4 separate regions of the Homo sapiens genome follow, and regions 1, 3 and 4 are each linked to region 2. Evidence: chromatin loops called from intact Hi-C (ENCODE). Cell type or tissue: B cell. All regions are shown on one strand. Each heading gives the region's core, and the rest is flanking DNA. Links, peaks and the distances in the headings are about the cores only.

Region 1 (8,178 bases), core at 1,106-6,105, 120 kb before region 2:
TCAGACCTTTTGGCTTCACAATGTATAGGTAGCTCTGATTTTCCAACAATACCATAAGATTCCAATTTCTTGATATTAATAGCCTGTATGTCAAATAAACACATTATAAATTTTACAGATACCAAATTGTATAATCACTAATAATTTTTTTGTAATTATTTTAGTTTGTAATAGTTGTTGTGGACAGTACAGACAGAGAGAGGATTTCTGTAACTAGAGAAGAACTCTATAAAATGTTAGCGCATGAGGTAAGTAAGTAGTCTTTTTACATTAGATATGGGGAAGGGTATGGGAATCGATACTTTGTTTTCTAGTTTCTCATGAGGGTGCTATCAATTTCAAATTTTTAAAAATAATTAGTTATTTGCGGGCCACACTGCTCAATTACTCTGACATCTCCCAGTTTGGAAGTGTATCCAGAAGCAGCAGAAAGATTATGGAGTAAGTTGCAGAACTTTATTTCACTTATCCTAGGTACATTTGGTTTCACAATTTTCCTGGGCAAAAGTAATTTCTATAAGTGGCTTTCATTTTGCATTTTGAATAGATTAATTATACAGAGGATTATCATTGGAAATGAGATTTTAAAGTACCTGGGTGCTTAGCAATTCTTGATTGTTACTCAGCAGACTAATATTTAAATGTAATTGCTGTTAGGTTTCTCTGATATTGTCCCTTTGACTAAACAAAACTAGATGACTAGCCACATTTTCTTAGTCCTTGAAAAATAACCTGCCAGGCACAGTGGCTCACTCCTGTAATCACAGCACTTTAGGAGACTGAGGTGGGGGGATCGCTTGAGCCCAAGAGTTCAAGACCAGCTGAGCAACATGGCAAGACCCTGTCTCTACGAAAAATAAACAAAATTAGCCAGGTGTGGTGGCATGCACCTGTAGTCCCAGCTACTCGTGAGACTGAGGCGAGTAGATCGCTTGAGCCCAGGAGGTCAAGGCTACAGTGAGCTGTTCTTGCCACTGCACTTCAGCCTGAGTGACAGAGTGAGACCTTGTCTCAAAAAATAAAATTAAAAATAAATAAGTAGAAATAAAAATAGATTTAAAAATTAAAATTTTTTAAATAGAAAAATATTACGGTAACATAAATTTAAAAAACTGAATAATATAGTCAACTTGATAACTATAACATTATACTGTTTATATAGTATTTAGTAAAATTGATTATTTTTGGATATCTTATTGCAGATGCTACTTTCTCAACTCATTTATAGATAGGAATAGAAAAGTTAATATTTAGATATATAGAGTTTTTTATTTCAGTGGAATTTTTTGCAAAGCTTAGGAAAACACGGATATCTTTGTAGTGAAGTTTTATGTTAATTTTGTTATTGATTTGATGATTTGCTTTTGAGATTTGCTTTAAGAATTTTGTGTATTTCAGGCAACCTTTCAGGGCTTTAGGGAACCTAAGCTAGTAAAGTAGTTTTGTAAATTGAGGTTCCTCATTTCCTTATGACCACCAAGATGCACCTTTTCCTATTTTGGACTCTAATTCCAGCAGCTGTGTTTAAACCTCCTGGAGATTTACAGAAATACGTCTTGCCATTCTGTGTTCATTCGCCAGATTCATTGCTAGTTGGGATACAAGCAATAAGCCGTAAAAGAGGCAGAAGACAAAGGCTTTTTTTTGTTTGTTTTTTTTTCTTTTCAAATTCCTATTTTGCAAAAATGCAGCATTTTTCAGTTTATTCCAAAGGGTGGTTTTATGAAGACTTTGGAAAAAGAAAAACTGATACAAATGTTATTTGTCTCTGGACTATATCTTTTACTTTGTTGACAGGTAGTCTCCCTATCTGATTTTTACTCTAATTGGCCAATATGCAGCAGGATCACTATATGAAGAGCCCAGTAGTAGGGTTCAAAGTCTTTGATTTTTACTAGCTGGGGGCATTAACTTACATAGGTCACTTAACGTTATCTGTTATGGGTGACTACACTGGGGCCCAGAAAGGTTATGTGACTTGACTAGCTTTTTAAGAGCCAGGTTTTGAACTTGAGTATTCTCATTCAGACTCTTTATTAGCAGAAGTAAAAAGAAGACCTAAGTAGGGCCTAGTTGGAAAGTGAAAGGAGACTGAATGAGGAGATGACCAGAGAAGAAAGGAATTACAGATGAAGTTGGGAGTTTGAGCAAGGTACTCAGTAGGGTCAAGAAGAGCCAAACAGGCAAAATTCTGCAGAGAGACAAATGGATCAAAGAGTGAGAATGTGTGAGTGAAAAATAAATGTAGACATGATGTTAGTTGGATGTTTCTTACATACTACATAAATCAACAAAATCTTATTGTCATCACTGATAATGACTCTTTACATTATTACAAAATACAAAACTGTAAAAATTTTAAAATAATTTTCAAAGTTTTATCATAAATGAAGTATACAACTTTAGAACTCATTAATTTTAAAATGGTTCCAAACACCAAAGTCTGAAATTTTATTCAGAATGACTCAACTTCTAGGAGTTACCTTCACAAATGAAGTTTTTTTTTTTGTTGTTGTTGTTTTGATACAGAGTCTTACTCTGTTGCCCAGGCTGGAGTGCAGTGGCACCGTATCGGCTCACTGCAACCTCCATCTTCTGGGTTCAAGCAATTCTCCTGCCTCAGCCTCCAGAGTAGCTGAGATTACAGGCGCCCACCACCACGCCAGCTAATTTTTTTATATTTTTAGTAGAGACGGGGTTTTACCATGTTGGCCAGGCTGGTCTCGAACTCCTGACCTCAGGTGATCTGCCCGCCTCAGCCTCCCAAAGTGCTGGGATTACAGGCGTGAGCGCCCAGTCCCCAAATGAAGTTTTAAGAAACAAATTGACAACTATATATGGTATATAGAAGATGCTAAGTAAATGTGTCTTGCAATTGCTGTTATTCATCTCCTTGATAAAACTAAAATATATCTTAGACTAGAAATTTGTAGCAGAAGTGGTTTTAAAGTGTTTGAAATGGTTTATGTACAAAAGATCACCGTTGTTCACCTTATACTTTGACCTCTTGTTAAGTCACGTTGATGAACAGCCTTAATTTAATATATCTATTTTCTACTGTTCTAATATATACATATTTGGTTTTGAGGTTATATAATAAAAAGCAAATGAAGATTTTCTTCTCTTTCTAAATATGTAAAAATTGATAAAATAACTTCTTAGAAGTCAAGAACTCTAAATTAAAGTTTGAACCTTTTAGATCTAGAAAAACTGATTTAAGATATTTGGAGACCTTTTATTAAATGGCTTTGTTTTTTGTGTTTTTCAATTTTCAGTTCAGGGGCTTCTACAAATAATTTCATCATTAAGAGTGAATACAGATTACTTATAATAATATAAACCGTGTGTCCTAACTTGTGCCAAGTATTTGTCAGAAGGTTGTTCCTTCAACATGTCAACATTAGCAAACTTGACCTATATAAGACTTCAGCACACACTAGCAAGATGTACTGAAACTGAGAAGATAGGAAGTTAGGAATTAAATCCCATGGAAAGTCCATCTACTTATTGACTCAGCCACATAACAACTATTGATAATGGTTTCTTTGTGTTTTTTTGAGACAGAGTTTCACTCTGTTGCCCAGGCTGGAGTGCAGTGGCGCTATCTTTGCTCGCTGCAACCTCCACCTCTTGGGTTCAAGCTATTCTCATCCCTCAGCCTCCCAAGTAGCTGAGAGTACAGGTGTGCACCACTACACCTTGCTGATTTTTATATTTTCAGTTGAAACGGGGTTTCGCCCTGTTGGCCAGGCTGGTTTCAAACTCCTGGCTTCAAGAGATCCACCCACCTCGGCCTTCCAAAGTGCTGGGATTACAGGTGTGAGCCACCACACCTGGCTGATGAATGGTTTCATTTTCTGTTTAGGAGAAAAGAAAAAATATTTACTGTATATCCTTGATAATGACTATATGTATACAAGTTATACTTTATCTCTTCAAGTTTTTTGCCTTTGATATAGGCAGGTGAACTGAAATATAGGTGAAACTAGTTGAACATGAAATCTTAAAATTGCAAACATTGTAGCAGTATTCCTTTCTGACCATACTTAATGAGATAACTATATAAACTGTGGTAGCATTAATAGCTGCCATCCTGCAGAGGGCACTGTAATTAAAGTCAGTCTTGATTGTTATATAAATATTTTACATAACTCCTTTAACCAAATAAGAAATACAAATATACTACTAATGTTTTTATTTGCATCAGAAAGAATCATCAAAACTGTATTCTAACAAAAGTCATTTTGTATCTGCTGAAGATTTTATTTATTCAAACACATACATTATTGAAACCAAAATATCTCAGTAAAATCCCTAAGAAGACAAATGCCATTCAACAGTTGTGAAAACTTGCAAGTGTGGCACCAAAACCTTAATTTTATATCTCTTAATATGTAACAGGCAGAATTTTATGAGGGTTTCACTTGCTAATTGAGTACATCCTTCATGGATTCTTGGCCCAGTATCCATGTAGGGAATTTAGGCTATTTATTAACACCCTCAAATTGTACATAAACTTAAAAAAATTTTGTGTATATGCATATGTGTGTTTTGGGGGGAAAGATCTGTGATTTTGAACAGATTATCAAGGAAGTCCCTGGCTTTAAAACTGGCAGGTAGAGAGGAGTGGGGCAGGAAGAGACTAAGAACTTTTGGCCTGTTTAGTGAGTAAAACATTATACCAGTTATTTGGAGTGTGCACAATTACATTCGGAAAAGGGTTAATGCAGTAGGTGTCTTGCTCAGATCAGATACTCAGTAAAAGATATGAGGAACAAATTCAGAAAGCTTAAAGAACTTGCCTCTGAGTCATAGCATTGAAGTGATAGAACTTCTAATTGGGGAAACTTGATAAGTTTAATGCCACTCCAAGATGGCTGTATTACATATTCAAATCTAAGAAATCTTCATATACAATGACAGAAATTAGGGTGAATAGGATTGGTTTAGGATAGAACTTCAACTGAGAATTAAGCCCTAAGGTTTTAAGGCATACATTGTAATGAATTCATTTATTTCCTATGCAGCTAGAAGGTACTAGCTGTGTACATTATTGGGAGATTTGCAATGTAGTCACTCATCGTTTTCTTTGGAGCTTAATTCTCTTGTGGAATCCTGATTGGGAAAGGCTGGTTTAGGAGGTTGGAGGGAAGGAAATACATGCAAGAGAAATGATTTGAACAACATAGAGATGGCAGTGCCCAAAACTGTTTAGAGAGCAGTAGGATAGGTTGCTAATTACAGCAGAGTACTTATATAGGAGTGATGTGAGGTAAAGCAGAAAAGTATAGGCAAGATAAAATTTTGGAGAGCTCTCAAGTATTAGGCTAAAAGGTAGTTCTTAGCCATTTAAGCCTAATTTTGGATTTAGGGGGTGGGTGGTGTATATACTGGGAAACATGACTGTTAAATACAGCACTTAGGACCATAAAAAATTGTTGTCTGAGACTATAAGAAATATGTAAACACATACAAGTATAAAAAATGTGTTATCAGCCTAGGCACTGAGATGCTTTTATGTCACATAGTTGAGAAATTCTTGTTTACTAAGATTGTGAAAAAGATTCTGTTAATGAAGTTGAAAAATATGTGGAAAATGTATTGGCCTTTACAGTTTTATTTGCTTTAATAGGACCTAAGAAAAGCTGGATTGCTGATTTTTGCTAATAAACAAGATGTTAAAGAATGCATGACTGTAGCAGAAATCTCCCAGTTTTTGAAGCTAACTTCTATTAAAGATCACCAGTGGCATATCCAGGCATGCTGTGCTCTAACTGGCGAGGGGTAAGACATCTTCCTCTTAAATGTTATCGAACATTTATTTTGCTTAGTAACATGTATATCTTCTTTAAACTCCTAAATATTTAAGGCTATTGTGTATAAAACATCGTAAGGGACAGACGTAAGCTGTAGTTCATGTCTATAATCAGAGACTTTTTAGGGTGGTTCTGTAAATAGTAAAACAATATAAACATAATACACATAAACCTACTGAACATGGAAGCATGTAGCTGTTATAATTGCTATAGGAGCTCAGAGAAATGGGAGTATCAGTGAGAGCTGGAGAAGTTAGGAAATACATTTTACGATGATAGTGGAACTGAAGACCTGACATGTGCCGAGCATGTCCTATGTCTGGAGTGTTTTCCATATAGTGCTTCATTTAATCCCCATAACAGTCCTACAGAGTAATTGTTTTTAAGTGATATTTTCTGCATAAAGAAGCTCAAATCAAAGAGAATTCATGTCTGAGACTACTTTGGGTTTATTTACTGTTGGAACTGATGCACTTAAACAAAAGAAGGATTGGGGGAATTGGAGAGAGTGTAGCAATGATGGTCCTTGGTTCTGGAATGATAGATGTTGGAAGAGAAGTGTGTGCCTATAGTAGAAGTTTGCCCTGTCTAGCACCCAGAGATGAAAGTATTTCAAGAAGGAAGTGGTGTGGTCAGCATTGTCAAATCTAAGGTCAAGGACCAGGAAGATGGAGAGGATGCCATTCAATTAACAACAAATGAGTACATTCAACCAGTTTGTCAGAACAAATTCTGTGCATTGAGAAAGTGGGCATGAGGTAAGTGTAGTTTAAAGAGGAGGTAGATTTTAGGAAGCAAAAATAGCTTTGTAAACTCTAGAGTGTGGCAAGAAGAGGAAGGAAAGATAAAATAGAGGAGGTTGGAAATAGGATAAAAAGCTAAAAGGAGGACCAAACTAAAGTACAATTTTTGTTGCTGTTTTTCCAAAATATGGTGCATCTGTATATATAGTCATGCACCCTATAATGATGTTTTGGTCAGTGATAGACCACATATATGACAGTGGTCCTATAAAATTAAAATACTATATGTTTACAATAACTGTTCTATTTTTAGATATGTTTCAGTACAAAAGTTCTTACTATTGGGTTATGGTTACCTACAGAATTTAGTACAGTAACATGCTGTATAGGTGTGTAGCCTGGGAGCAACAGGTTGTATGGCACAGAGCCTAGGTGCATACTAGGCTATACCATCTAGGTTTGTGTAAGTACACTCTGATGTTCACACAATGATGAAATCACCTGACACATTTCTCAGAATGTATCCCTGTCATTAAATGATGCATGATTGCATTTAAAAGCAGAGGAAAAGAGAAATAAGCGGTGAATTCTAAATAGAAGTCTTAAGTTTGGGGTTGAGGTTCTTGAGGTGTTAGGAAAGGACAAAAGCATGGGGTATAGATGAATTAGCTGAAGTGGGAGAAATTGTTTTCCTTTCAAGACCACGATGAAGGGTGAACCAAATATAACGAATTATTGAAGGCAAATCTTAATAGAAGGCACTGTTACTGACATTTGGAAGAGCATAATTAGAACCTTAAAAAAGGTTTTTTAATTAAAAAAAAACTGTTCATTAAAAAAATCACAGATAATACCAATTATCCATGTATTCATTTAAGTAAAAATATGTTAAGTATTTCTTTGTCAAATAGTCTAATATATATATCTTTGTCAAGCAAAAGCATGGATTTATAATATTTGTCAATAAAGACACGTCATCTAGGATTGACATAAGATTTAATTTATATACTTTGATAATTGTATGGAAAATGTATCATTAGTATAGATATTAACTCAATTTCATTTTAAAAAGAGGTAAAGCAATTTTGTTTTAAAAATAGGAAAATAATAGATGAGTTTGGTTTTGAGAGAAATGTTCTGTTTTTCTTTTATAGTTCAGCTACCTTGATCTAAATTATTGGTTTTAGTATTGATTAGCGTTTTGATTCAGTGGATTGGAGATCACAAACTTCAGTGTGTGGCTTCATTTGACTCCTACTTTTCCCATTTGCTAACATTGCCAACCCTGGGTTTCCTCTGTAACATTGGAAGGATTCTGATCTCAGTGTTGTAAAGATTAATTAAGAGAATGGATATTAAGTTAGTTTCTAGTTTGCTATTAGGTAACTACTGTTCATTTATCAGTTTGGAGTTAAACAATCTCTTCATCTATTATTTTTGTGTACTGTTTCCTATCAGTAGTTTAAAAGTAATGAATCTAGTCACAGGAGAAAAGTATGGGACAACCACCCCAAAACAACCATTTATTTACCTCATTGCCATCTTTTTTCTATTTGTGTCTTCTTTTACGTTATTAGACTCATACTTAACAAAACTCTGAATTGAAAAAAATTTAATAT
Region 2 (8,178 bases), core at 261-5,260:
TTCTATCCTTCATTTTTCAAACTTAATTTTATAGAAAAGTTAAATTATCCTTGGGGTTCTCAATTTCTTCAATAATTCTATAAATGAGTACTAAGATTATCTGGCATCACTGAGTATTGTAATGATTTATGAAATAACCTTTGCAGAGAACTTAAAGGTCAAATGAAAGTGATGCCTTTATATCATAAAAAAGTAAGTTAACTGTAGAATATATGTGCTACTCTATAAAACATTCAGTGTTAGGAATCAAATATGAGTATAATAGCTAGAATTAAATTAATTTGATAAAAAATTCTCATGGGGAGTAGAGAAGCCCAATCTTGGAGAATTAATAGCTCCAGCTTGAGAAGAAATATTTAAAATATGCATGATTTCCTAGACAATAAAAAGGGCCCATTTATTTTATATTAAGATAAGGTATTTAGTTACCCACTAGTCTTTAAAGGTCGTGACATGCATATCACTTTTGCCAATTCCTTTGCTGAATTTTTTTGTCCAGAATCTTTATAAGCAAGACTGGGAGAAGAGCAAAGCCAAAAAGTTTGACATTAAAGTGGATGCCATTCCCCTGCTGGCAGCCAAAGCCAACACCAAGAACACCAGCGATGTGAGTGTGGCCTGGGGACCTGGACAGGCTGGCTTCGGGGACATTTCCTCTTGAGTGGAATCTGGCATGTGTGATGTCTTTGCAGGTGATGTACAAGAAAGACTATGAAAAAAACAAAGGGAAAATGATTGGAGTCCTCAGCATTAATGACGATCCCAAGATGCTGCACTCCTTGAAGGTGGCCAAAAACCAGAGTGATGTGAGTTTCTTTGTAATTCACCCCTATTTTCAGACGTGGCCACAAAGTTGCTGTTTAATATAACCTTGGATGGACGTTAGCCTAACTGAAATCTTGGATTCAAGATGACAAATCACACATGAAAGCTTCACCCAGGTGCTAAAGGAAGATGAACTTCCTTATTCTTGTTGATGCCTTTGATGCCAGTGAATACTGCAAATTTTCCTTAATCTCCTTAATGCCCTCTGTTTTATTAGGAGGAAAAATATTCTGCCAATATCATTGTTTTTATTATTTTTCCTAGAAACGAGCTTAATATACATAAGTATAGGTACATGTGCATGTATATATTCACCCAATGCCCTGAACTGATTAAGGTAGTTTGCAAAAATATATATATAGGAAAATGAAAAGAAGTAAAGAAATTAATGTAAGGGCAAAGTAAGAAAAACTACATAAGGCATAAACTCAAAAGCAAAGCATTTTATTTTAAGAAATTTATAGAATATTGATCTTATTTTAAAGACTTTAACATACTTATTAAAAATAAAATATGACCCAGCAATCCCATTACTGGGCATATACCCAAAGGAATATAAATCATTCTATTATAAATATATATGAACACATATATTCATTGCAGCACTATTCACAATAGCAAAGACAAGGAATCAACAACGATAGATTGTATAAAGAAAATGTGGTACAGATAGACCATGGAATACTGTGCAGCCATAAAATGGAATCAGATCATGTCCTTTGCAGGGACATGGATGGAGCTGGAAGCCATTATCCTCAGCAAACTAACGCAGGAACAGAAAATCAAATACCTCATGTTCTTACTTACAAGTGGGAGTTGAATGTTGAGAACACATGGATACATGGGGGGTGCAACACACACTGTTGGAGGCTGGGGGTGGGGGAGGCGGGAGAACATCAGGAAGAATAGCTAATGGATACTGGGCTTAATTCCTAGGTGACAGGATGATCTGTGCAGCAAACCACCATGGCACACGCTTCCCTATGTAACAAACCCACAATCCTGCACATGTACACCTGAACTTAAAATAAAAGTTGGAAATCAAACAAAAAAATAAAAAATAAGATAAAACTCTTCACAGAAATTGCTTTCCTAATTCCTAGCAGAAAAGAAACACAGACAAGTAATATTTTCATTTATTATTGCTCTAAAGAAAACTGTTAGGTCTTAATGTTAATAGCCAGCTTCCGGAGGTGTTACAAAATGCGTTTTCACCAAGTGCTCAACAGAATACTCTTCCAGGACTGTGCTTAATTATCTAAGGTTCACCTTATACCCTTTACCTCATTTTGCATCAATTCTTAAACTCATTTTTCTTTCCTTCTTTGTTTTTTGAGACAGGCTCTCGCTCTGTCATCCAGGCTGGGGTGCAGTGTCACGATCTCGGCTCACTGTAATCTCTGCCTCCCAGGTTCAAGCAATTCTCCTGCCTCAGCCTCCCAAGTAGCTGGGATTACAGACATGTGCCATCACGCCCGGCTAATTTTTGTATTTTTAGTAGAGACGGGGTTTTACCACATTGGCCAGGCTGGTGTTGAACTCCTGGCCTTGAGTGATCTGCCCACCTTGGCTTCCCAAAGTGCTGTGATGACAGGTGTGAGCCCCTGCACCTAGCGAAACTCATTTTTCTTTAAACATATTCAAATGAATTACTTTAAGACAAAAAATTATTTAAAAAAAGACAGCATTGGTGTGCGTTTTTCAGTCTGAAAAAATATTAGGAAAAGTAACATAAACATCTTCATGATTATTAGCAGATGAGATTATATAAGGCATGAGCCTCTACCACATCTATTCTGCTTTTCTGCTTTGTGGAAAATTGATGGTGAGAAAACATAAATTTTGCCCCTTCAGTTAAAGTGCAGCAAAGACATGAATGACTTTTACTTTATGAGATATATATTTCTTTCTTTTTGGTTTAATTTATTTTTCCTTTAACAGAGATTATACAAGGAAAACTATGAGAAGACAAAGGCAAAGAGTATGAATTACTGTGAGACCCCAAAATATCAACTTGATACTCAGCTGAAGAACTTCAGTGAGGTTCGAAAAGCCACGGTTACCTTTCGGGTAGGAGGGCTTTCCTACTGTTTGACAAATGATTGTTAACTTGAATTACATTTGTTTTATTTTTCAGGCTAGATATAAAGACTTATATGTAAAGGATGTTTTGGGACATTATGTAGGCAGCATGGAGGACCCATATCACACACACTGCATGAAAGTTGCAGCTCAAAACAGTGATGTAAGTTTGAAGACAATGGTTCATGCCTCACAGTGACATTGTTTGAGAGCCATAACAATCATGATCTATTTTTGGTTTTTCTCATTATAGAAAAGTTACAAAGCAGAATATGAAGAAGATAAAGGAAAATGCTATTTCCCTCAGACAATAACACAAGAATATGAAGCAATCAAGAAGCTGGACCAGTGTAAAGATGTAAGTTAGCTGCCCTGAATTATTGAAATTGAGCTTGGGATTCCTGTGACATCTAGTGGTAAATTTAGCAGGAGTTTACATGCTAATATCTAGTGATTAGAAGGAGATAATTACATTTTACATTTTGGTTTTGGGGTGGAACCGGGGAACACAACAATTATGTTGAGGAAGGCCATTTGCTACAAAATTTCAGATTTTTATAAATCTTAATTTTCATTAGTTTATATCTACACGAATTTGGGGCAAAAGAAGGACATGCAGATTTAAGATAAGTGTTCATTATTTAACAAATTCTATGTGAGAAGCCATGCTGGGCCAGGCACTTTCCTTGGTGCTGAGAAAGACAGAGAAAAAGCCAGCCACCTCTTGAGCTCCCACTGGAGTGGAGGAGACAAGTAATAAACAAAGGAAGGAGCACAGAAATAAGAAAGATATCAAGCAATAATAAGGAAACTAATACAGGATGATGATACAGAATTAAAATAGGACAATGTGTGAGACAGTGACTGGATGGGCGTCTTAGGTTGGGTGGTCAAGGAAGGTCTAAAACAGGCATGACCAGTCAGGCCAAGGTCAGGGGAACAGCAGCAGGGAAGAACGGCCTAAGGAGAGAACAAGCTCAGCATTTAAGGAATTGAAAGGATGGGGTGGCTGAAATTTACTGGGGAGGAAGACAGTAGTAAGAGGTGAAATGGTTGGAGATGAAGGAGGGGATGGATTCTGTAGGGATCATAAGCCAACGTGCAGTTGAAGCTGAGTACCAAGTTGACTAAAGAGTCACTGTGTAAGGCTTCAGCAGGGTAAGGTTAATCTGGTTGCTGAGTTGCTGTAGGCAGACCAGAGGCAACTTGGGAAGTGGGGATTAAAGGAAAAAGAGAGAGAGAGAGAGAGACAGACAGAGAAGTGAGAATATAAACGCATCAACTAAGTTTTCAGGAACAAAATAAACTCTGTTTTGACCTGGAACCATTTTTTATGTTAGCGCATGTATAACCAAGAATATACTGATATTTCATTAAAGAACATCTTCTTTTCTAGCATACCTACAAAGTTCATCCAGATAAGACCAAATTCACGGCAGTCACTGATTCTCCTGTACTGTTGCAAGCCCAGCTCAACACGAAACAGCTTAGTGATGTAAGTGCTTTGATTTATGCAAGCGTGGGTGACCCAGAGTGCTTTGCTCATTTAAAATGTAAGCATTTACATGCTTAATCTTCATGGGCTCATCTACCATCCCAATATTATTATTTTTCAAGATTTGTTTAATAAAACACAAATGAGGCTGCTAGATTGAATTGCAGCCTGAGGAAAGTTGTGTTAGACAATAATAAAAATAAATATTTTTTAATAACTCACTGATTTTTAGTAGGACTATCTTACTTATTCATTAGGATCTGTCACATGCACACTAAAACTTCATGCCAACTTAAATAAACAGTGACAACAAAAGCATCTATTTGTGTAGGACAAGGCAAATATTTCCGATTCTTGAATTTGCTAACAAAGATTTTGCAAAAAGAAAGGGCACAGTAACAAGACAGACATCAAACAGTGATAAGAAAACTAATATAGAATGGTGCTACAGAATTAAAGTGGGATGACATCAAGAACTGGATGGGCACTTTAGATTGAGTGGTCAAAGAAAGTCTAAGACAGGCGTGGTCCAGTCATGCCAAGATCGGGGGAAAACAGCAGTGCTTCTCAGACCTCCACATTCATGCAATCGCCTGCTGACCCTGTTGAAGTGCAGATTCTAATTCAGTAGATCTAGGGGACTCCATATTCTGACTTTCTAATAAGCTCCTAGGTGATGCTGATGCTGTGATTGGTAGGCTACTCTTTGAACAGCAAGGTGCTAACATAGCTAAGTCCTAGAGAGTAGTACATCCTTCTCAAGATAGGTAAGTGAAAGATACAGTTTGTCCTACTATAAAATATATTTTAATGACACAAATTAGCTCATACCCAATTAGTAAAGAGGAGAATGGCATCAGTATAACTCAGAAGTCATTTCAGCTCGTGTGCCACTTTTCTGAGCATCTTAATATTTTGTGTCCCAATAAAGAACAGCTAAACACTAACATCACTGATCTAGCTGAACTCAGCAAGCTGCAGAGAAATACAGTGCTGTATGTGGTCACAGTCACTATCAATCACTCTTCTTATTGGCTTAGGTAGGCAATGGACTCTGCCTTGGAATTACTTCTTGCATAGTTCTCAATCTTGTGCATTTTTGCCTTTGGCTCCAAAATTAAACAGCCTCATCCGTTCTTTACACTCCCTTCCTTACACCTAACGTCACCTTTTAAAAAATTTAAATAAAGTTCTGTGTTTAATAATTTAAATAAGAATTCACAGGCAGGTGCAGTGGCTCATGCCTGTGATCCCAGCACTTTGGGAGGCTGAGGCAGGCAGATCAGTTGAGCCTAGGAGTTTGAAACTAGCCTGGGCAACATGGTAAACCCCATCTCTACAAAAAAATAAAAAAATTAGCTGGGTATGGTGGCACATGCCTGTAGTCTCAGCTACTGAGGAGGCTGAGGTGGGAGGATCACTTGAGCCTGGGAGGCGGAGGTTGCAGTGAGCCGAGATTGTGTCACTGTACTCCAGCCTGGGTGATGGAGCCAGACACGGTCTCAAAAAAAAAAAAAAAAAAAAAAAAAGAGTATATATCTTTTTAACTGTGCTAGTATTTTATTTAGAATTATTGTTGTTTTTGTTAGTGCTTTAATTACAGAAGTTCGTGTTCTCCAGACACAACCTAGCAGTATAGACTGGAAATGTGTTCCTGTGTATATAACAGAATCTATGCAATGGCAGCTGGCAGCCCAAAGTATGGTTACACAGCAATCCCCCTTATCCACGGTTTTGCTTTCCATAATTTCAGTTACCTGCAGTCAACCATGGCCTGAAAATATGAAGTGGAAGATTCCAGAAACAAACAATTCATAAGTCTTAAATTGCATGTTGTTCTGAGTAGCATGATGAAATCTCACACCATCCCCCTTTGTCCCTTCTTTATCAAGATGAAGGGTGAAAACATACAGTAAGATATTTTGAGAGACAGAAACCACATCCACATAACTTTTATTACAGTTTTGTTATAATTTTTCTATTTATTAGTTATTGTTGTTAATCTCTTACTGTGCCTAATATATAAATTAAACTTTATCACAGGTATATATGTATAGGAAAGAACATGGTATGTATAGGGTTCAGTGCCATCTATGATTTCAGGCAGCTACTGGGGGTCTTGAAAAGTATCCCCCAAGGACAAAGGAGGACTGTGCCACAGTCCCTGAAATAGGGGATGAAAGTTTGAATCCTGTGCGAGACTTTGACTGAATTGAGTATCTCTTTGAGGCATTTTTCTAAAAACAGCACTAATGCCTTAGCTATATATGCTGCCCTAAATAAATTCAAAGAAGTTCCCCTGAACCGTTCAAATATCCTTTGTTTTTCAGCTGAATTACAAAGCAAAACATGAAGGTGAGAAGTTCAAGTGCCATATACCAGCAGATGCTCCACAGTTTATCCAACACAGAGTCAATGCCTATAATCTGAGTGATGTAAGTACCAAAGCCACAGAAGCCTATGTTTGGTGTACATGAAAAGAGAAAATGTTTTAAATTTTAAAAGACAAGACAAGGAATTGTGCAAATAAACAACTTTAAGATGGTTACTTTGTAAGTGGAGCTTTTAAGGCCAAAATGCTCTTAAGACTCCTACTTATCTATCAGATTTCATTTTCTGTGGTCTCTGTTACTATCAGAAGATCTCCAATTACCCGTCTACTATTCCCTGGAGTTTTACAACATCTTTCCCATGTAAATTTCACATTTCACCTTCTCCAAGTGAGTGTCACTTTATAGCATCCTTATGTAAATCAGGACAGCAGAGTGCTTAGAAAGTTTACAGAACATTAAAAAGAGTAGTTGATACTTATTTAGTGGTAGGGAGAAAGAAACTGGATGATAGATAAATCAATACTTATACTACAATTTGATAAATATAGTTTTTATAGGAGAAATAAGTCTATACATACACAAATTTTCAATATGTTTTTATTTTTTTACTGGATTACACTGTTGTTCTTATCATTCCTTTGCTGAATTTTTCTTGTCCAGAATGTTTATAAGCAAGACTGGGAGAAGAGCAAAGCCAAGAAGTTTGACATTAAAGTGGACGCCATTCCCCTGTTGGCAGCCAAAGCCAACACCAAGAACACCAGCGATGTGAGTGTGGCCTGGGGACCTGGGGACCTGGACAGGGTGGCCTTGGGGACATTTCCTGGTGAGTGGGATCTGGCATGTGTGATGTCTTTGCAGGTGATGTACAAGAAAGACTATGAAAAGAGCAAAGGGAAAATGATTGGAGCCCTCAGCATTAATGACGATCCAAAGATGCTGCACTCCTTGAAGACAGCCAAAAACCAGAGTGATGTGAGTGTCTTTGTGAATCTGTCTTGTTTTCAAGATGGACTCCCTGTTACGATGCCCAAGGGTAGTAGTGTGGAAAAGAATTTCATGAGCATGGGCTCTTTCACATCACATTCACAAAAGTACTGCTGTAGAGAACTTCAGAATGATGCCCTGGATTATTGTGCCTCCCACATTTGAGGGGAGAAATTACTGATTTGTACTTGATGTCCATTTCACTTTGAAAAATGTATGCATTAATATTTAATAGAATATTGATTGTATTCTTAAAACCTTTTGGAAAACATCACTAGATATTTTCATATTTTCTTCTAATTGAAAAACAATTTTTAAAATGATAATTTTCAAACTGTCTTTACTTTGGAAGACATTTATGAGTCACAAAAATCTTAATAGAGTATCGTTCTTCATTGACTTTAGTAATGAGTTTGGTCTAGATCCAAGAAAAAGACTCCATTGATTATAAACCCC
Region 3 (8,178 bases), core at 2,147-7,146, 330 kb before region 2:
CTTCCCTGTTACTGCTGTGTTTTCTGCCCAGGGCTGAGGCTGTGCAGTGAATGAATCATCTTTCCCCAACCTTGCTTGACATCAGTATCAATTTTAGAAGGTGAGAGTGCCACATTTTCTTAATCCAGTCTATCATTGATGGACATTTGGGTTGGTTCCAACTGGATTAAGAAAATGTGGCACATATACACCATGGAATACTATGCAGCCATAAAAAAGGATGAGTTCACGTCCTTTGTAGGGACATGGAGGCAGCTGGAAACCATCATTCTCAGCAAACTATTGCAGGGACAGAAAACCAAACACTGCATGTTCTCACTCATAGGTGGGAATTGAACAATGAGAACACTTGGACACAGGAAGGGGAACATCACACACTGGGGCCTGTCAAGTGGGGAGGGATAGCATTAGGAGATATACCTAATGTAAATGACAAGTTAATGGGTGCAGCACACCAACATGGCACATGTATACATATGTAACAAACCTGCACGTTGTGCACATGTACCCTAGAACTTAAAGTATAAGAAAAATAAATAAATACATAAAATTCTTTTCAATAACAATGGAAACAAAATTTTCTAAAATTATGAGATCATATCTGTAAAAATTAATGATGATCTTGTGTAAAATTTCATCTATACATAGTGAATTATACTATTAATATTGATGAAAAAATGTAAACATAAATCTAGTGTCTTATAAGCATGAAAAATGTCCAAGTATTTTCAATGTTGTGTTTCTTTTGTCTTAACAAACATGTCCTACAGTGTTATTTGACTATGTGTGAATTTTATTTTTTCAAGACTGTGTTAATATAATCCTCAAACTATTTTAGAAGCAACTAAATAGTGAATAAAGTGAAGAGTAGAAATGTAATCAGAAAAAAAAAAGAAGGTAAGAGTGCTCACAATTGCCTCAAAAAGAAAATGAGGCTTCTTGAATTTGCACTTCAGCATTCTCTACTCAGTGCACCTGTTTGTGTAATTTGCTCTTTTCTTGTTATCATGATGCATGACTGTATTAGTCAGCTCAGGATGCCACAACAAAATACTGTAGACCAGGTGGCTTAAACAACAGGAATTTATTTCTCACAGTTCTAGAGGCTGGGAAGTCCGAGATCAAGGTGTTGGTAGATTTGGTGTCTGCCAAAGGCCAACGTTCTGGTTCATGGATGGTGCCTTCTTCTCACTGTGTCCTCAAATGGTAGAAGGGGCAAGGGGTCAATCCAGGGCTTCTTTCATTAAGGCACTAATCACTTTCATGAGGCTCTGCCCTCATGCCCTAAGCACCTCCTAAAGGCCCCACCTCCTAATACCATCACCGTGGGGGTTAGGATTTCAGTCTGTGAATTTTGAGGGGACACAAACATTCAGACCATAGCAGACCCTCTTCCTAATCTGCAGGTGGTTGTCTTCCTGCTGTGTCTTCATGTGGCAGAGAGAGCAAACTCTGGGCTCTTTCTTTTCTTTTCTTTTCTTTTCTTTTCTTTTTTTTTTTTTTTTTTGAGATCGAGTCTCGCTCTGTTGCCCAGGCTAGAGTGCAGTGGCGTGGTCTTGGCTCACTGCAACCTCTGCCTCCTGGGTTCAAGCAATTCTCCTGCCTCAACCTCCTGAGTAGCTGGGATTACAGGTGCACAACACCACACCTGGCTAATTTTTTGTATTTTTAGTAGAGACGGGGCTTCACCATGTTGGCCAGGCTGGTCTCGAACTCCTGACCTCGTGATCCGCCCACCTCAGCCTCCCAAAGTGCTGGGATTACAGGCGTGAGCCACCACGCCTAGCCCTGGGCTCTTTCTTTTCTTATAAGAACCCTAATCTCATCATGGGATTAGTGTCCTTATAAGACCCTCATGACCTCATCTAAATCTAATTACCTCCCAAATACATTCAAATACCATCATATTGGAGGTTAGGTCTTTAACATATGAATTTGTCAGGGGACACAGTTCAGTCCATAACATGCCTTTGTTTCCATGTCACCAACACACTCTATCTTCTTGGCCTTAATCCATTTCTTCTGGATGGAATGTCTTCCCAAGCTACTTGGATTTTTCTTCTTCAAAGCTACTCAGAAGTGCCATCCTTTATGAAGCTTTCTTGGACAAATACTTTCTTTAGTTTTCCATCCCTAGCACTTGTACACAACAAAAATAGCTGGAGCATTTGTATATATTTATCATGTTTTGGCTAATACCCACTTGTGTGAGCTCCTTGTTGCTTATTAGATTTTAAACACTGTATGCAAGGATCTGCTCCTCCTTTCCTTGTGACTCTCCCAAATCTCACTGCAAGCTGTTCACCACGTGGTTATAAATGAAATGTTTTTGACCAACAGATTGCTCATTTGGTCTCAGCCTTGGTCAGATTCCAAGGAAAACAAATTAAAATAATACTCCCTTCTTCTTTCGCAGAAAGACAAATTTAAATGATATGGTTATATATAATCATTGTGATAACATGATTACATGATTATATCATTATCTAGAAATCATATAGGTTAAGTATTGAAAGGTGCAGTTATGGAGAGATTTGTCCACAGGCTACAGTAGAACTAGTTAGGCTTGTGCTGTTACACACGAAGGTATCAGTGGGTGTCGGGAGAATTCATGTTGACTCATTCGGGGCACATGTAAATCTGGGCCCTGATGAAGTACTTGTTCATGTTCCACTTCCATATTTTAGGTAATTTAAATTTTGTAGTGCAGCTTTTCCCAGTTGTGTCCTTTGCTGGTCTGGAGATGGCAGTAATCATGAACAAATCCACAACCCTTTGGTTCAGTATCCATCATCTGAATTCCTGGGGTTCCCAGTCCTAAATTGTTGCTTTGAGTTTAGAGGGGATTGTAGGTCATGCCCTCTTTGCTCTTCCCTCATCCCCTCATTTGATTAGGTTTCTGCTCAGGCGATCCTTGTCTTGTGATTGCCCTTGTAGAAGGGAGCAGGTGTCAACCTCTGACCTAAAATTTAGTTGTGATATTGAGGCTGAGGGTGCCACCTGTGCACTAAGAAGGTATAAAAAGATCTGTTACTCACAAATCGAAGCTCTCTGAGGAGAGCTGGGCAGGCTCTCAGGCAGGTTAGAAAATGGCTTGAGAGCCTCAAGGGCAACTGGCTTTGGCTTTTTTTTTTTTTTTTTTTTTTTTGAGACGGAGTCTCACTCTGTCGCCCGGGCTGGAGTGCAGTGGCAACAATCTCGACTCACTGCAACCTCCGCCTCCCGGGTTCAAGCGATTCTCCTGCCTCAGCCTCCTGAGTAGCTGGAATTATAGGCGTGCGCCACCAAGCCCAGGTAATTTTTGTATTTTTAGTAGAGACTGGGTTTCACCGTGTGGGTCAGGCTGGTCTCGATCTCCTGACCTCGTGATCCGCCCGCCTCGGCTTTGGCTTTTATGGTGGTCAGTGGTTTGGGCTGGGGCCAAAGCTTGTGTGGTTTGAGCTTCCCACTGGAGCCAAAGAGGTAGCACATGGCTTTCCTGTCACTTCCCTTGGTGTGAGTCAGGAGGGGAGGTGGCAGGGGAGGAGCTTGAAAACTCAGGGAGGCTTTCCTGACCATAACTTGTGAATACCTGATTTTATATTTAAAATCTATCTAATTACAGTTTCTTCTGCTAGATTGTAAGCTCTTTGATTTGTTCAGCATCCAATTTCCACAGCTGAGAACTGCCCCAGGCAGTCAGAGGCTCTCAGTAGATATTTGCTGAAACAATACAAAGGAGATGAAGGAGTGGCCAGAAAAATGGGAGGAGGTGCCTGAAAGCCAACAGAAGAAATGATTCTAAGAAAGGAGGAATGTGGCTGGGAGCCCTGGCTCACGCCTGTAATCTCAACACTTTGGGAGGCTGAGGTGGGCGGACCACCTGAGGCCAGGAGTTTGAGACCAGCCTGGCCAACGTGGACCCTGTCTCTACTAAAAATACGAAAATTAGCCGGGCATGGTGGCATGTGCCTGTAATCCCAGCTACTGAGGAGGCTGGGGTAGAAGAATCGCTTGAACCCAGGAGGTGGAGGTTGCAGTGAGCTGAGATTACACCACTGCACTCCAGCCTGGGTGACAGAGTGAAACTCCGTATCAAAAAAAAAAAAGAAAGATAATTGTGTCAAATGCTGTCAATGGGTCAAGTTAGATGAGCCCAAGATTCCCCAATGGACTTAACAATATGGATACCATTGGTGACCTCAGTAAGACCAGTTTTGGTCTGGAGTAGTGAGCAGAAAAGCCTTATTGGAATGGGTTCAAGAGAGAATGGAAAGATTGAAGTTAGAGTCAGTTAATATGGACAATTCTTCTAGGTACTATAGCAGTAAAAGGGAGTGGAGGCCGAGTGCAGTGGCTCATGGCTGTAATCTCAGCACTTTGGGAGGCCGAGGCAGGCAGATCACCTGAGGTCAGGAGTTCGAGCCCGGCCAACATGGAGAAACCTCATCTCTGCTAAAAGTACAAAAATTAGCTGCGCGTGGTGGCATGCACCTGTATTCCCAGCTATTCAGGGGGCTGAGGCATGAGAATCGCTTGAGCCCAGGAGGCAGAGGTTGCAGTGAGCAGAGATGGCACCACTGCACTCCAGCCTGGGTGACAGAGCGAGAACCTGTCTCAAAGAAGAAGAAAAAAAAAAAAAGGGACTAGAGAAGTGGAGCCCAGAGAGGGTTTTTATTAATATGATAGCATGTTTATATGTTGACGCTGATGGAAACAGTCCAGTGGAAAGGAAGACGCTGAAGATTCAGGAGGGAAGGAGGAAAATTGCTGGGGCCCTGTCCTGGAGTAAGATCCAGTGCTCGAGTGGAAGGGCCGGTCTGTAAGGGATTTGGTCAGTTTGTTCACAACAACGAGAAAAGGCAGAGTGTGTGAACCCACTGCAGGTAAGAGGGGAGATGTGGTTCACTTCTGGTAGCTCCTAGGAAGCTCTGTGGACATTCATGCCAAGTGACTTGTGGTGGCCTCGGCCCTGCGCCTCCAGAGGTGTCGGCTGCATCAGCACCTGCAGGGGGCGCCCTGTGCACGTCCTGTTCTCACATCCTCTTTACTAAACACGGAGATAGATGGAGCAACCCTCCCGCTGCAAACACAGCTCTTCACAGCTCTGACGTTTTTCTACTATACTGCAAACACATCTGTAATCACATTTAAAAATAAATCCACACAAGAAAAATTCACTGTTTCTTGTATAACAAGTGTAACTGTGACTTCTGAGACAACGCTGAACATTTTCTGAAATCTTGTCAAAAACCACACGGGGGCACTATTCCTTTAAAATACACAGTACGGTATGTCCAATTTTGATGACTGAAACAGTGGCATCTTTGAAGTTCAATTTCCTGAAGTTTATTTTCCTTTTAGAAGAGAGGCTGTTGTGTCACAATAACAAAATATTTTCTGTACTTCATAGATGATTTGAGATATTCCAAACTCCTAGATTTTTTATTTAATCTGGCCCCTGGGCAATCATTCTTTTAGTGTTACAGCCACTTCCTTTGCATTTAAGGCACAATGCATATTTGTCTTATTTCTGCTCTTTCTTATGCTTACAATAGAGGCTGTGAGCTAGCAGCGAGTCCAGTTTGTGCTCATATCTGGAATAAGGTTGTCTGAAGTAGACAGTTTGAGAGAAAATGTCGTTGTCTTTCTTGGTTCTCATTCCACCGTTCCCCAGCTCTCGCCTCTGAAGCTTGAGCTATTACACTTTTTATGACAGGAAAGAAAAAATTAAGTCTTTTGAACAATTTCCTGTTTTCAGGAAAGCTATCAAACTTAATTTACACATATGAAAGAAGAGGTTTCAGAGGTAGTGTAGGATTAGGAGAATAGAATTTGCTCACTGTCTAGCAATAGATAAGCTAGTATTTGCAAATAATTTAGCCAAAATGACAAATTAGTTGAAAGTTAATATCGGGCCTCAGATTTCTGGTTTTGCAAAATTTATTTATTATTTTTATTTTTTTGAGACAGAGTCTCACTCTGTTGCCCAGGCTGGAGTACAGTGGTGTGATCTTGGCTCACTGCAACCCCTGCCTCCCAGGTTCAAGTGATTCTCCTGCCTCAGCCTCCCGAGTACCTGGGATTACAGGCACGTGCCACCACGCCTGGCTAATTTTTGTATTTTTAGTAGAGATGGAGTGTCGCCATGTTGGCCAGGCTGGTCTTGAACTCCTGACCTCAGGTGATCTGCCCACCTTGGCTTCCCAAAGTGCTAGGATTACAGGCGTGAGCCACCACGCCTAGCCCTGGTTTTGCAATATTTAAATGTGTGATGCCCACCATATTGTTGCAAACAATGGCAAGTCCCTAAGGGTGTAGCAGCCTTCCATTGTGTAATGATTTGCTTGTGGGGAAATATACAATGATGCTGTGGATCCCTATCATAGTTGGTATGCTATGTTAGTAAGCAACTATTGGGGCAAGTATTTCTTACTGCTTTGTTTCACAATTCAAAGCCAAAGTAATACATAATCTTTTAGTGCCATTTTTTAGGGCTATCCAATAAGAAAATTACATTGTTGTCTATGCAAAGGCTTTATGGAAGCTACTTAAATATAAAAGAAACAGACAAACAGAAATGATCAAGAGTAGCCATTGTCAGCTAAATAATTACAAAATCAGTCTGCATATATTCATTTTTTAACCACTTTGTATTTTGCTCAATTTACCTTGAACTGGTAAACAATTAGTTCTTTTTTTGAGACAGCTCTGTTGCCCAGGCACAGAGGTACAGTGGCACGCATTCATAGCTCACTGCAACCTTAAACTCCTGGGCTTAGTTTGTCCTTCCATCTCAGCCTCCTGAGTAGCTAGGACTACAGGCACGTGACACCATACCTGGCTAATTTTTATTTGTATTTTTTGTAGAGACAGGTCTCATTATATTACCCAGGCTGGTCTTGACCTCCTGGCCTCAAGCAATCCTCCTCCTTCAGCCTCCCAAAGTGTTGGGCTTGCAGGCGTGAGCCACTGTGCCCAGCCAACACTGGTTCTTAAACTAAACATGTTAGGGTGCTCCTGATATTTTAAGCACTCCTACCACAATCCATTCATTGTGCTTCTTCATCTTAAATGTAAATTGTCACCATGGTAAACAGATATGTGCCTCCAGGACACAGTTCTAATTGATCTGTGCTTTTAGAGTTTCTTGTTTTGACTTTGTGATAACATAAATGTTTTCAATTCGTTGAGTTGTACGCCTAAGTTGTTGTTTTCACACATTGCTTCGGTGGAGGAAAGCTATTTAAAATGTAAGTCCAGAAATTCATATTAAATGCTATTACTGGCTGGGTGTGGTGGCTCACGCCTGTAATCCCAGCACTTTGGTAGGCTGAGGCAGGCGGATCACCTGAGATGAGGAGTTGGAGACCAGCCTGGCCAACATGGTGATACCCTGTCTCTACTTAAAATACAAAAATTAGCTGGGCGTGGTGGCAGGCGCCTGTAATCCCAGCTACTTGGGAGGCTGAGGCAGGAGAATTGCTTGAACCCGGGAGGCAGAGGTTGCAGTGAGCTGAGATCGCGCCATTGCATTCCAGCCGGGGGGACAAGAGTGAGACTTTGTCTGACCAAAAAAAAAAAGCACCTCTCACTTTTACGGTGGCCTTTATCCAGAGCGCATTCTCTTTGTCCAAACTTATTTCAGTTTTATTTTTCTTGGGCCTCCTTGATATGGTTTGGCTCTGTGTCCCCACCCAAATCTCATCTCGAATTGTAATCCCCATAATCCCCACGTGTTGAGGGCAGGGCCTGGTGGGAGGTGATTGGATCATGGGGGCAGTATCCCCCATGCTGTTCTCCTGATAGTGAGTTATCACGAGATCTGATGGTTTTATAAGGGGCTCTTACCCTTTCACTTGTTTGTGCTCGCTCATGCTCTCTCTCTTCCCCCTTCCTTTCTCTCACCCCCTCATGGACCCCCTGCACCTGTCACCATGTAAGACATGCCTCTTCCCCTTCTACCATGATTGTAAGTTTCCTGAGGTTTTCCCAGTCTTGCAGAACTGTGAGTCAATGACACCTCTTTTCTTTATAAATTACCCAGTCTTGGGTATGTCTTTGTAGCAGTGTGAAAACAGACTAATATGTTCCTTAACTTTTCCAAGTGTAAATATTGTCAAACAACCTCAAAACAACCCTAAATTCCTTTACCCTGATCATCTGGGTTTTAATGATTACAGTTTTGAGTCCTGTACA
Region 4 (8,178 bases), core at 1,883-6,882, 310 kb before region 2:
GTATTTTTAATAGAGACAGGGTTTCACCATATTGGCCAGACTGGTCTTGAACTCCTGACCTCAGGCAATCTGCCTGCCTCAGCCTCCCAAAGTGCTGGGATTACAGGTGTGAGGCACCATGCCCGGCCGAGATATGTTTTTAAAATCTGGATAATAAAGCAAATGGTATAGATGAATGTCTTTAAATTACAGGAAGAAAATGGTATCAGGCAAAACTTTATATTTTCCATGGGCCCTGGAGATGGAAATTCATTTGCTTGGGAGTGGAAAGCATGCTTTGCATGATGTTCATTGATGGAATGTATTTTAAAAATGCAGAACCTAATTGGGGCTCTCAAATTTTCTACCCTTATTAATTCAAATGGAGACTTTCTGCTAAACTCAAAAATGCAAATACTAAGTTATTTCAAATAGGAATCCTGCTAACACTAGTACCTCTTTATTGCATGTAACCACAGATGCTTCCTTTTGAGTCCTTGGTCATCACTAACACCACATAGAATGGTATCAAGCTCATTTTGATGCTGCTGTATCTATTTGGTGTGAATGATAATAGCCATACTGCACATTTGAATCACACTATCACATGTGGTTACATTGAATTCTTACAGCAACTCTGTGTGGTATAAGGTACACATTGTTAAATATATTTGATAGATGATAGAACCAAGTCTCAGAGAGGTGAATTAACTTGACCAAGGCAACAATTAGTTAGTTGGATAAGTTGCATATTTGATCTCAGAAGAATTCTTATTAAAATGAATAGATTCCAATAACATTTTGCTTTGGGGAAGTATCTGCAAAATCTTCCACTGCAGCTATTTAGGCCATGGTCGCTGTATAACCTCGACAGTATTTGCTGTATATATGAACAGAGAAAGACCCACACAGATACATCTTTGATTTATATCAGCTCCACATGATTTGGTATTAAAAAAATTGTCTTCCTAAAAAAATCATATTCCCAATTCATTGAATCAAGAAGTGCCATCACATGTGTGTGTATATGTATGTGTGTGTGTGTTTCAAGTAAGAGGACGAAAGAGGACAGAGGAACAAAAAAAGCCTCTTCTCTTTAAAAATGTTGCTGTACTGCAAGTCAGCCACTGCTGAAACTCTGAGATGGCTTTTGTTTTAAAATCTCCTGGGACTTGCAGATCGTGGAGGTGCGGCATTGCTGTTCATATCCATGATCATGCCTGAAGCACACACGGAAAGGTTGTGAGCAGTCCCTCTTGTAGGGGTGTGTGGCATGTGAAGACTTTGGTGTGCTGTGGATCACTCCTTGGAGAAATGCTCGTTGTTAGCACAGTTAGGTTTTTGCTGGCAGAATGGCAGAAGCCAGCTTTCTAAAATGACTACCTCTCCCGCACCTCCCTGCTATTTTTGCATTGGCATCCTCCTGATGAGGATAGCTCTTGCTGACCATTTACACTTATTTACATTCTATTCCACAGCCCATAAGAGCCAGCTTTCCTAAGCTCCTTCCCTGACATCCCAGACTCATGTAAACATCATCCTCCGGAAGCACTTGTTACCCGTAAAACTCATTCTCTTTTTTTTTTTTTTTCTTTCGAGACAGAGTTTTGCTCTTGTTGCCCAGGCTGAAGTGCAGTGGCATGATCTCAGCTCACTGCAACCTCCGCCTCCCAGGTTCAAGCGATTCTCCTGCCTCAGCCTCCTGAGTAGTTGGGATTATAGCCATGTGCCACCATGCCCGGCTAATTTTGTATTTTTTTTTTTTTTTTTTTTTTTTTTTTTTAGTAGAGATGGGGTTTCACCATGTTGGTCAGGCTGGTCTCGAACTCCTGACCTCAGGTGATCCACCTGTCTTGGCCTCCTAAAGTGCTGGGATTACAGGCATGCGCCACCGTGCCTGGCCGACTCGTTCTTTAACTGATGGACGCTACCCTGCCAGATGGTGGTTTTATTCAGGTACATACACATTTCATCTCCCTGCCTTTAGTGTGAATTTCCAGAGGGCAGGGCCTGAGTCTCAGGCCCCATTCTTGCTGCCCTCTCCTTCCACCACCCCTTGGCACTCAGCCTTTGGCCAGGCCCAGTTTGTTGAGAGGCAAGAGGCAGGAGGCTGTGGTTAAGGCCATGTGCTCTGATCCCGACCTCCTAGGTTTGAATCCTGACTGCTACTTACTGACCGTGACCTTTGGTAGCTCAGCCTCTTAATCTGTAAAATGGAAATCCTAATGGTACCTGCCTCGTAGGGTTGTTGAAAAGATTCGGTGAGATTTGATGTGAAAACTGCTTAGCATGGTGTCTGGTATGCAGTAGGCATGATAAAAGCCATACCTATTGTTATGCTTCAGGAAGAATCTGCTGGAGGTGGGAGGCTGGAGGCCCATGAGGAGGCCTCTGGGGCGGTGACGGTGGAAGAGCCACATCTGCGCTGGCTCAAGAGCCCGCGCACTTTTCTGCACATCCTCCGCCCAGGCCATGAGCATCAGTCCTCGCTGCAGTCTTGTCCCAGCCCAAGAGGTCAGGGGCGTGTGAGTGCTGGGAGGGGAGAGTAGGTACAGAGTGCTGTCACTGGGAGGGAGGATTTGGTGGCTAATTGGATATACGAAAAGTAAATGGGGAGTTAAGGATTCCTTTCAGGTTTCCAGTTTGGACAACTGGGTTGACATGGATGCTGTTAACTGAGAAAGGAACCAAGAGTTGGAACAGGTTTAGAGGGGCTGGTAATGAATTTAGTTACAGACGTCTTGGGTTTGCAGGATCCGGGATGCATCTAGATGGAGCCATCCAGTTGTAATGACAACAGAGAACATATATGGAATATCATGTTCCAGTGTCTGTTCCAAGCCCTTCACAGGTTTGAATCCACTTATTCTCACAACAACCTTATGAAGGAGGTACAATTCTTATTCCCATTTTACAGATGAGAAGACTAGATGCAGGGTGCTTTAGTTACTTGTGTAAGGCCACACTGCTAACAAGAGATGGTGCAGAGATTGGGACCCAGGTAGTCTGGTCCCAGATAGCCCCCACATTTTGCTGCTACTCTACACAGACCCTCCATCTCGTTTCTGGGAGGATAGGTCTGGACATGTAGGTGTGGTGAAGCCTTGGCAGGGAGGACATAGCTCGAAAGCCCCTGAAGAGTGAGGTGGGTGGTGGAGGAAAGAAACTCAATTTGCTGATGCAAATGAGCATCATTGTTGAAAATTCAGGATCAATAAAAGGTATGACTGGGAGGAAAGGTCAAGTCGGAGTATGATATTCTTGTTAATATCTCTAAGTAAAGGCTATAGGATTGATGACACAATGCTTTGATACAATACTTATGTGTCCATTTCAGTCAACAAAGTTTGCTCAGATGGCTTTCAAATTCCTTTGATTAACACTCTTGTGAGGTAAGTAGGTGGGAAGTGTTATTACTGAGGGTACACAGGAAGAAATGAATTTGGGAATAGAATCCTAGCCAGACTCTCCCCGCCAAGAGTTTTATTTAACAAAGCACACACTGATAGAAGGTGTAGATTGCAAAGTACTAGTTATGTCCTGGAGTTGGGTTAGTAATTTTCAATTAACTTTTTGGGTGGCATAGCCTTGGTACCTAAACAAAATGAAATGGCTGCTAATGATTTATTTTTACTCTACAAGCTGCCTTAATTATACCAAGAAGAGGATTAACACATTGGCTCTCGGCTCTGGCTGTGCGTCAGAATCACCCAAGGGGCTTTAAGAAACTGCATTCTTAGGCCCCACCTCTGCAAATTTCCGTTGGGTAAATTGGGTTAGAGGTAAAGGAGTGGACTGGGGCTGTTGTTGTGCATTTTAAAAATAGGTGCTCCTTTGTCAAGATGCTGGAATGACATAAGTATTTATTTCCTTTTCATCCCAGAATCTCACTGAAATGATTCCCCCAAAGGGTATAAGAAGAAAAAAAAAAAACCATAACAGGGCGGGCAGACAGAATAAGGTACCATCAACTGGAAAGAAATTCTGAGGATTGTCCCGAAGGTACCAGCAGATGGGACTGGGGACTGGATTTTAAAAGATAGAGCAAAAAACCCAGAGGGGGCGGACATGAACTGTCCAAGGGGAGCACCGTTCTGGGCTGGAGCTGGGAAGAAGCACCACCTGCGCCATCTAGTGGAGGTCATGAGTAGGCCATGGAGTGAGTGATTGATTGTCTGGATAATTAATTAAAAGACACCCTGTTCCTACTGATTCCTTATGCCAAGCAGCTGACAGCCGCATTTGTTCTCAGGCTAAAGCTGCAAGAACTGTTCTCCAAATAAAATTCAGGCTCAGCCCCGGGGTGTGAGTCCCTACATTGGCACCAAGGTGACAGAGAAGCAGAAGGTACTTTTGCATCTTCGTGAGGGTGAAGCTCACCAAGCTCCAGGGGAAAGCTTTTCACACTTTGGTGGAGAGGTGGGTCACCCTCTTGCTCACTGCTCAGACATCCATTGGGAGACCTGGCTGCCCACCGATGTCCCTATTCTCATAGACTAGGGTAGACAGCCCTCGAACGCAGGGGAGAGGCTCACTGTGAAAATAGATTTTCTGGGGGGTGTGCTGAATACAGCATTCCAATGATGCAGATGTGGGATGACCAGCCTATTATTGGCTGTATGCATTGCTGGTCCTGCTAGATGGACTTAGTGCCCCCGTGGAGGGGAGACAGAATACTGAGAGGAAGGATAATAAGCACCGTGGATTTCTGTACAGGCCTTATCATTTCCACATCTTTCATCTGAGCCTCATAACAATCTTGTGAGGCAAATGGCACTTATGGTTTCATTTTACCAATAAGACAGCTGAGGTTCTGAGAAGTTAAGGAAGTTCAGGGACTTGATCAAGTTCATTCAGGTAACATGTAGCAGAGTAAGGAACCAAAACTGGGTTTTGCTACCTCAGATGATATTCTCTTTCTACTTATCGCATATTTTCCAGTTTACATAATTTACTTAATTTCAACTTTTTTTTTTTTTTTTTTTTTTTTTTTTGGAGATGGAGTTGCCCAGGCTGGATTGCAGTGGCACCATCTCCACTCACCACAACCTACGCCTCCTGAGTTCAAGCGATTCTCTTGTCTGAGCCTCCTGAGTAGCTGGGACTACAGGTGTGCAACACCATGCCCAGCTAATTTTTTTGTATTTTTAGTAGAGACAGGGGTTCACCATGTTGGCCAGGCTGGTCTTGAACTCCTGACCTCAGGCGATCCCCCCACCTTGGCCTCCCAAAGTGCTGGGATTACAGACATGAGCCACCATGCCCAGCCTATTTCAACTTTTTGATAAACATTCATTTCTGGAAGGTAGAGTAGACTTCGGGATCTGTAGATAAATTTGTGCCAGTGTAATAGAGTAATGAGGCTGAAAAACATTGAGAAATATTCTGAAATGATGGCTCCCACGAAAGTGAAAAAGATAGTATCATGTATTAAAAAGGGATTAATTTAGGAATTTGACTGTGGTTGGGTTTAGGACATACTTGTTTCCTGAGGTTGCTGCAACAAAGTACTACAAAGCCGGTGGTGTAAAATAGCACACATTTATTTTCTCACAGTTGTAGGGGTCAGAAGTTGGAAATCAAGGTGTCAGCAGGGTTGCCTTCCTTGGAAGGCTCTGGGGGAGAATTTCGTTCCTTGACCTTCCAGCGTCTGGTGGCCGTTAGCATTCCGTGACTTCTTGGCTCATGGTTACATCACTCCAATCTCAGCATTCATCTTCATGTCACCTTGTCCTCTGTGTCTTCTCCCCTTTGTCCCCTTCGTCTCTTTTTTTTTGAGACAGAGTCTCACTCTGTCTCCCAGGCTGGAGTGCAGTGGCGCGATCTCAGCTCACTGCAAGCTCTGCCTCCTGGGTTCACGCCATTCTCCTGCCTCAGCCTCCTGAGCAGCTGGGACTAGAGGCGCCCGCCACCACGCCTGCCTAATTTTTTGTATTTTTAGTAGAGACGGGGTTTCACCGTGTTGGCCAGGATGGTCTCGATCTCCTGACCTCGTGATCCGCCTGCCTCAGCCTCCCAAAGTGCTGGGATTACAGGCGTGAGCCACTGCGCCTGGCCCCCTTTGTCTCTTATAAGGACACTTGCCATTGGATTTAGGACCCATTCAAGTAATCCAGGATGATCTCATTGCAACATCCTTAACTTAAATTTGCAAAGACCCTTTTTCCAAATGAGGTCACATTTAGAGGTTCCAGGGATTTGAATGCAGATGTATCTTTTGGTGTGGGGTCATCACTCAGCTCACTACAGGGTGTATTTATTTACTTAACATTTTCATAGTGAAATGAAAAAACCCCTTGGCCCTTATACCCTGTGATGTATATTTATACAACCATTGGAACACCTCATCCCTAGGGACTAGGTTTGTGTTATTTTTTTTCTTAAACACCAACAGGTAACAGCTGCCAGTTTGAAAGCAGGAGCTTCTCTTGAGCCTTTCCTGTGTCTGTCTGTGATGACATTTCTGTGACTCCATCTCTGCCTCCTTTTCTTTAGTTTCCTGGGCAAGACACTAGGATTTTAGAAACTGGTATTCAAAAGGGAGGAAATCAAGTGACAGAAAATAAGAAAAATATTCTGAGGTTTCTGCCTTCTTTAATCATGGAAAGGAATGGCAGGTTTACTCAGCCCAGATTGGAAAGAAAGGTAAAAACCTTGGGACAGGAGGGGATATTGGGCTATTTATTTTTGAGTCACTCACATTCTTCAGTTTGAAAATGGAAAAAACTGAAAGCCAGAAGGATTATGTAAGGTCACTTGGCAAGTTGTGGGCTGACATAGCATTAAGACTAAGAGCTTCTGAGTTCTCTATTCTTTTTTTTTTTTTTTTTTAAGAGACAGGGTCTTGCTCTGTTGCCCAGGCTGGAGTGCAGCAGCGTGATCACAGCTCACTGCAGCCCCGATGAGTTCTCTGTTCTGAGCTTCTGAATCACAGTGACTCTTGAGGGGGTCTCACTCTATTAATCTTTGGTTGTCTAAGCAGTATATGAGGGTCTTGACACTCACAGCCAAATGAGCACACAGGAGAGGTTAAGCCTTGACTTTGCTGTGTTTGATCTTCATTCAATAAATGAGTAAAAGAAATGAATGCTGTGGTTGTATTCAACTTGTTTCCAAGCTAGCCAGTAGTGAGAAGCCTGTAAGCAAATGGATTTTTAAAATTTCATACTAGTATCTATTACGGGCAATACCGTTCTTGAATCCAAGTGAATTGTCTGAAGGATTACCATGTCTGGTGCTGGTGTTTGTAGACTTATATAGGAAAAATAACAACAAACAGAAGCCAGCCTTTCTTCTTCATAAGGACTTGCTCCGACCATTCATCTAAAAGTAGATTTTCTCTTTGCAGACTTTGAACTGCTTTGAACTTGTTTGCAAGGTCAGCCCTCCACTAGTTCAGGAGAATGAAAGCTATTTGGAGAGCTGGAGTAAATATTGAAGTAAACCAGCCCAAAGAGCAGTTTGCCTTGTCTCAGGAGAAGTTGATAGCTTTACCAGGTACTGGTAGGTAGTTTCCCAACATAGGGCCCAACTGCCAGGCAATGTTGGTAGGCTCTGCAGACTTCTAAATGACAGACTTTATTTTATTTTATTTTATTTTTGAGACGGAGTCTCGCTTTGTCACCCAGGCTGGGGTGCAGTGGCGTGATCTTGGCTCACTGCAAGCTCCACCTTCTGGGTTCACGCCACTCTCCTGCCTCAGCCTCCCGAGTAGCTGGGACTACAGGTGCCCGCCACCATGCCAGGCTAATTGTTTTTGCATTTTTAGTAGAGACGGGGTTTCACTGTGTTAGCCAGGATGGTACAGACTTTAATAAAGCATGTCTGTTAAGTGATATTATGCTTTGAATCATTTTGTGTATGAACTTACTTCCTTATTTTTTTGGCTAATGCCTATTAAATCTAATGTATTCTGCTTCTTTTTGTGCTAAGCACATGACTGAAAGGCTGTGAGCCATAAATCTTACACTCAAAAAATTCACATGATGTTTTCTCATTTTACCTTGTAATGACTTTGGCCTTGTGGTTTATTGTTATGGCCTGGGAGTGTTTTTGAGGTACATTTTTATTTTTGTCATATAAAGTACCCAAAACACTCCTGGTGTGTGTCTAAGGGATAGCCTTGGGCGGGGGGAGGGGGCAGTTACTTTGGCATTTATGCTTGCAACCTTTTTGGCACTTATATTTGCCAACTGAGTA

The links. A loop is a pair of places that touch in the nucleus more often than their neighbours do. Peaks named below come from ENCODE experiments on the same cell type or tissue, not always from the same donor. Only the 100,000 strongest peaks of a DNase experiment are listed, where the experiment ranks them.
Region 1: a loop joins it to region 2, with 16 times the contacts of the local background. A loop is called at or near these places in 4 of 110 quality-filtered maps.
Region 3: it touches region 2 in a loop (6-fold over the local background); 5 of 110 quality-filtered maps call a loop at or near these places.
Region 4: it touches region 2 in a loop (7-fold over the local background); 5 of 110 quality-filtered maps call a loop at or near these places.

The regions. Positions count from the first base shown.
Region 1 is chr2:151,804,427-151,812,604 of GRCh38, reverse strand. ARL5A (ARF like GTPase 5A) reads left to right here. Exons shown (of 6, transcript NM_012097.4): 4 at 165-248; 5 at 5,633-5,784. Among named protein-coding and RNA genes, the nearest start is that of ARL5A, 20 kb to the left of the region's middle. In B cell, for the core only: CTCF peaks have their summits at 3,899 and 4,098 (motif pointing right); a DNase peak (open chromatin) is centred at 4,084; H3K27ac peaks cover 443 bases.
Region 2 is chr2:151,686,951-151,695,128 of GRCh38, reverse strand. It overlaps NEB (nebulin), which reads left to right. Exons shown (of 182, transcript NM_001164508.2): 19 at 500-607; 20 at 693-806; 21 at 2,767-2,868; 22 at 2,963-3,070; 23 at 3,161-3,265; 24 at 4,304-4,402; 25 at 6,733-6,837; 26 at 7,396-7,503; 27 at 7,597-7,710. Among named protein-coding and RNA genes, the nearest start is that of NEB, 43 kb to the left of the region's middle. In B cell, for the core only: no CTCF peak of the experiment used is centred there; a DNase peak (open chromatin) is centred at 3,308.
Region 3 is chr2:152,022,823-152,031,000 of GRCh38, reverse strand. All of the region lies in intron 2 of CACNB4 (calcium voltage-gated channel auxiliary subunit beta 4), which reads left to right. Among named protein-coding and RNA genes, the nearest start is that of CACNB4, 72 kb to the left of the region's middle. RefSeq lists an enhancer at 4,801-4,870. In B cell, for the core only: CTCF peaks have their summits at 4,841 and 5,046; a DNase peak (open chromatin) is centred at 5,010; H3K4me3 peaks cover 341 bases; H3K27me3 peaks cover 343 bases.
Region 4 is chr2:151,995,111-152,003,288 of GRCh38, reverse strand. The region is part of intron 2 of CACNB4 (calcium voltage-gated channel auxiliary subunit beta 4); the gene reads left to right. Among named protein-coding and RNA genes, the nearest start is that of CACNB4, 100 kb to the left of the region's middle. RefSeq lists enhancers at 1,912-2,412, 4,102-4,181. In B cell, for the core only: CTCF peaks have their summits at 3,914 and 4,114 (motif pointing left); a DNase peak (open chromatin) is centred at 4,098.